Linked DNA regions of Homo sapiens: region 1 is linked to region 2. A link is a loop called in an ENCODE intact Hi-C map of the cell type or tissue named here. Cell type or tissue: psoas muscle. All regions are shown on one strand. Each heading gives the region's core, and the rest is flanking DNA. Links, peaks and the distances in the headings are about the cores only.

Region 1 (2,818 bases), core at 24-2,523, 63 kb before region 2:
TCTGCCTCCCAGGTTCAAGTGATTCTCCTGCCTCAGCCTCCCAAGTAGCTGGGATTACAGGCATGCGCCATCATGCCTGGCTTATTTTGTGTTCTTAGTAGAGATGGGGTTTCTCCATGTTGGTCAGGCTGGTCTCAAGCCCCCGACCTCGGCTGCTTCGGCCTCCCAAAGTGCTGGGATTACAGGCATGAGCCACTGCGCCCGGCTTACATCAGCTTTTCAAGGCAGATTTGTATAACCCAATTTGAAATTGAGCCATAATATATTATTTCCAGAGATGTGTACTGTTTCATTCTTATCTTAGCTTTTCTATCAGGAACAGAAGATGGTTGATCTCGACCACTGTGAAGCCAGACCTTGGGTGGTGCATGGTGGAATTCTGCATTCTTTTCCCTCAGATCTGTCCTCCATCAGTCTGTCTCCCAATCTGCAAGATGCTTAGGGGGTATGATAACGCTAGAACCTGAAAACTGCAATCATGATTGGCTGTCTGGAATTTGGTTGTTTAAAACAAAACAAAAGACTGGGCATAGTGGCTCACACCTGTAATGCCAGCACTTTGGGAGGCCGAGGTGGGCAGATCATGAGGTCAAGAGATCGAGACCATCCTGGCTAACATGGTGAAACCCTGTCTCTATTAAAAATACAAAAAATTGGCCGGGCACGGTGGTTCACACCTGTAATGCCAACACTTTGGGAGGCCGAGGTGGGTAGATCATGAGGTCAAGAGATCGAGACCATCCTGGCTAAGACGGTGAAACCCCTTCTCTACTAAAAATACAAAAAATTAGGTGGGTGTGATGGTGGGTGCCTGTAGTCCCAGCTACTGGGAAGGCCGAGGCAGGAGAATGGCGTGTACCCGGGAGACAGAGCTTGCAGTGAGCCAAGATCACGCCACTGCACTCCAGCCTGGGTGACAGAGCGAGACTCCATCTCAAAAAAAAAAAAAAAAAAAAAAAATTAGCCAGGAGTTGTGGCGGGCGCCTGTAGTCCCAGCTACTCAGGAGGCTGAGGCAGGGGAATCGCTTGAACCTGGGCAGCAGAGGTTGAAGTGAGTTGAGATCGCGCCATGCACTCCATTCTGGGCAACAGAGTGAGGCTACATCTCAAAAAAAAAAAAAAATCTTGCTCCTTTATTTATTTATTTTTTTTGTAGAGACATTTGTTTCGCCATGTTCCTCAGGCTGGTCTCAAACTTCTGAGCTCAGGCGATCTTTATGCCTTAGCCTCCCAAAGTGCCACTCTGCCCCAAACATCTGTTTTCTTTTTCAGACAGAGTCTCACACTCTTTCCCAGGCTGGAGTGGAGTGCAGTGGTGCAATCTCTGCTCACTGCAACCTCTGCCTTCTGGGTTCAAGCAATTCTCATGCCTCAGCCTCCTGAGTAGCTGGGATTAAAGGAGCGCGCCATCACGCCCAGCCAATTTTTGTATTTTTAGTAGAGATGTCATTTCACCATGTTGGCCAGGCTGGTGTCAAACTCCTGACCTCAGGTGATCCGCTCGCCTTGGCCTCCCAGAATGCTGGGATTACAGGCATGAGCCACTGTGCCCGGCCAACATCTGGTTTCTTAATTGCTGGTCCAGTAAGGTATATTTTGAGGTATTTGTTTTTGCTATTTAATGAACAATTGAACCATTCTGTCTATATGTTCAATGGACCTTTTTGATTTGATTGTAATTATTTGGACTGCCTAGAGTGTTATCGCAAGGCTAATTGCCTGAATACTTGCTAAAACAAAGATCATGGAGCTCTACCCTAGACCTACAGGACCAGATACTGCATGCTAGGACTTGGGAATCTATAATTTAATGTGTTTTATAGGTAATTTAAATGTGTTTCCAGTTTGGGGAACCATAGATTTCGAAAGTATTTTGCTCTGGGAGCTCTAGTCCATTCAACTTGGCTAAACTTGTTAATCTTCTATTCACTTTGATAGCTCTGAATGAATTTTAGGGCTGGAATATAATGATTACTGACTCACTTGACTTCATTTGAAACAAGTGGGTGGGACTTAGTGTGCTAAAGTCTGTTTATCTTTGAAATATTTGTATCTTGGTTTATAGTCCAGAATTTATGCAGCATTGGCCCCACTGCGTAGCTCTGTGCTTTAGAAAAACTAGGTGGAGAGGATTAATTAAATGCAAATCACTGAATCTCTCTGTGTCACTGGTCAGCTAAATAAATAGCCTTTGTGTCCTAACAGCAGCAGACATTTTCTGGTTTAGGTTTTCCACATGGTTTATTATGAAGTATGACAACTTGTCATGTGTAATCAGCATCACATTAGTCTCAAGAGAATAAGCTCTCCTTTAATCAGCTGCTTTTCTTTAATCTGGTGGGGTGAGGCATATGGTAACCATGACATTTTTGTCATTTGCTTTGTGGGATGGTGGTGGTATTGATGGTGGTGTGATTGGATGTGTGTGGGTGTATGTATGTTTTGGGTATGTAGATTTTCCAAAAAGGGGCAGATGACAGATGGCAGATAAAGCATTCATGTATTCCTTGTCACTGTGCGTCAAAAATTATAGTCGTATGTCCTGGGAGTCAATAATAATTCTATTTACCAGAATATGTAGTTTCTAATGTTATTTCTCTGTTATTTATTAGAACTTGGGCTAGTCATTAAATTCTCTGAAGTCTCATATTCTTTATGTAATGAGGATAGACTTGACAGCCTTTACAGACTATAAACCTGTAAAGTTCTATGATTCAGTCACTGATTAAACTCTCATAAGTATGCAAGTAATAGTGGAGGTCTTATTCTTTCCATTCCTAGTTCTCAGTATCTCCATCGTGACTCATCGCCATAAATA
Region 2 (2,758 bases), core at 259-2,758:
GAGAGGTCAGGAATGATTTGACCTTCTGAATGCACCAAATGTCCCACGTGACTTTCAGATACACCAAGCATCTTTTCAAGGAGAAAGCTTTTGATGTTTAACAAAAGAATTTCCATCACTTAATTCAAATATTTTTAAAACAGAAAGGAAAACACATTCTCTGAATTAAAGTCACCTTTGAATCATATCCACAAGGATTGTGTTACAGGGCAAAATCCACCAACTGCCAGGATATGCCCGAGTCACCATGGCTGGGAAGTGCTCAAGACTGGAACATTTGTGTTTGAGACAATGGAATCTTTTTATAATGTTGGCTTTGGGAGAAGGGGTGACGGTCTTGCTTTACAACCAAGACTATCTCAGACTTGGTCTGGAAGAATTTACACTAAGACCTGTTATAAAATGGTGGCCTACTGTATGAATTCAAGTGAAACAGAAGCAGGTGAAGATGCTGTGGAAGAGTCAGTGTGTGAGAGAGGTGGTCCAGAGTCACTTGCTGCTTAAGAACACTTTCCCATTAGTTCCGGGTGATGACTGCATACAGCTCCTTTGGGAAGAAAATGCCTCCCCCAGTGAGAATCTGATTATAATGGCTGACGTATGGATGGATGTGTAGGCGCAGTGTGGTTCAACCTGTTTCCATTGTGGTTGGAAAACTTTTTTAAAAGTCCACTCCAAAACATGAAAAGTCGTAGTGTTAGGAAGATTTATTTCCAAACAGTGGCCTCCACACTGCGCGGCAGCACTTCTTTTTAGTATTTGTAAGCTTTTGCCCACTTTCAATTGAGCCAGCCCTAGCGTGGTATGTATTGCATGCTGAACAATATAGAGTTTGTTTTTCCTTTCTGATGATTTTAAACTCTTAAAGAACAGGAAAGCATCTGGTAAGAAGAAATCATGAGTCCGTCAGTGCCCTTACTCATATGCGTCTCCAGTGGCCTCATGTTGTGGTCACAGGAGTTTCCTGTTCACAGCAATGTGTGTGATATGGACCCAGCATCCACTGTCGTGCTTTTAAACTGATTCCTGGGACATAGCTTACCACTGGAACAGCAGACCAGTGTTGCACTGTTTCTAAAGCTAAGCTTTTCCTTATTTATTTTGGTACTACCTAAGTGACTTGGTTTTGACTGTCCCTAAGAGAGGGAACCACTTTGCTGAATTTTTAAAAAGTCCAACTGCTCTTTCATCTTTTATGCTTAGAAACCTGTTCTCTCCAGATGCACTTCTGAGGCATGGATGAGCTGAGCGTATGGCTAGAAATTGGAAGTTTACAGCTATTACCAGGGGGCTAACTCCCGGGGCATCGCAGTAGCTTCTGGCACCCGTGGCTTCATGTCTTTAGCAAAGTCTTGATGTCATGGAAAGAGAAAAAGTGTATGCAGTTAGTTACCTGATTTTGTAAACAAACAGTGGCTGACCTGGGCCCTTAAATCACCTTCACACCTTTTAGAACCACAAGTGGTTCTTTTTGACTCCAACAAAGGAAACGAAGTTGAAAAAGTCAAGCCCCTGTGTACTGGGGCCGGACTTCCCATCATTTGAGTGCAGCACTTTAGTTCAGAATCTCTGTGCCATGTGGTTTTTTAAACAGGAAGATTGTTGGTTCCTTAGTATTAAGATAGATAGTCCCTATTTTGAGTGGAATTTTTCATTTGTAAGGGGTATGTTCCTTCTCTGATTCTTGCTTTCCTCAAACAGGATACTGCCTGCTGTAAGACCATCCTCTATGGTTGTACTTTAATAAACAGTAATTTTTTTTTACCAAAAAAATTGTATTTTGTTTCTACTTCCTTGAAACCTGCTTTCCAATTTAATTTTTAAGTGGGAACCTGCACAGTGGAAATAAAGGCACCGTGTGTAGATTTACAGATGTGCAGATTCATGTGTGGATGATATGAAGGCCATTCAAATACGTGTAAATGGACATTTTCATTCAAGTATATTAATGTAGATATTTTAAAGTGGGTTATAAGTTTAACATTGTCTTTAAAATAGAAGTCACAGCTATCTTCCAGCCTGTCTTCTCTAGGAACGCTGTTGACATGCCAGGGCTCCGTCTACACTGGAAGCAGCTATACAGCTGTGACCACATCGAGCTTTAGCCAGTCACACTTCTGGAACTGTCCGTTCAGTCCATCCCCTAGAGCAAGAAAGGAGAAAAAGCCAGAATCAGCTAGGCTCATTCACAAACCAGGCTCCAGAGCTCTGTGCCACAGTAGAGCAAAGCTGGGGTTTATGCAAAAACATGTTCTCCAGACCCCTGAAGTCCTATCCGTGCATCCTACTTTTTGCTACATGGGGGCAACTGCAAAAACAGGCCGTTCAGGCGGTGAGGTGGGTATTCACATCTCCAAGGCACTGACGGTGTCAGGAGGCCCCTGCTGGGTCAGAGGAATCACGATTCTGCCTCAGCCCTCAGTCTCTGGTAAGCTGTCCATACAGACTGCTGCACACGTCTTGCCCACCCTTTCCCCCTTTACATGGGTGTTGGTAAAAGCTGTCCAGGAATGGTCTCAGGCTTACCTCCTTCCAACAATTCAGCTGGGTTTAATGCCTGATTTAAGATTTATATTCATTCTCCTGTTTTTAAAATGCTTGTATAACTGAAGACCACAGCATATAAGGAATGTTTTCTTATGAGTTCTCAGTAGAGGATTAGATGCTATTTTACTTAAAAACCAAAGCCTGAAGTAATGCTTCTGACATGTCATAAAATCCCAAACATTAGGCCGGGCGCAGTGGCTCACGCCTGTAA

What was found. Hi-C counts contacts between places; a loop is a spot of excess contacts. Peaks named below come from ENCODE experiments on the same cell type or tissue, not always from the same donor. Only the 100,000 strongest peaks of a DNase experiment are listed, where the experiment ranks them.
Region 1: it touches region 2 in a loop (4-fold over the local background); 1 of 110 quality-filtered maps calls a loop at or near these places.

Annotation. Positions count from the first base shown.
Region 1 is chr22:17,670,458-17,673,275 of GRCh38, forward strand. All of the region lies in intron 2 of BCL2L13 (BCL2 like 13), which reads left to right. Among named protein-coding and RNA genes, the nearest start is that of BCL2L13, 33 kb to the left of the region's middle. In psoas muscle, for the core only: no CTCF peak of the experiment used is centred there; a DNase peak (open chromatin) is centred at 1,464; H3K4me3 peaks cover 813 bases; H3K27ac peaks cover 1,565 bases.
Region 2 is chr22:17,733,449-17,736,206 of GRCh38, forward strand. It overlaps BID (BH3 interacting domain death agonist), which reads right to left. Exons shown (of 6, transcript NM_001196.4): 6 at 690-2,143. The coding sequence ends at 2,132. Among named protein-coding and RNA genes, the nearest start is that of MIR3198-1, 29 kb to the right of the region's middle. In psoas muscle, for the core only: no CTCF peak of the experiment used is centred there; no DNase peak of the experiment used is centred there.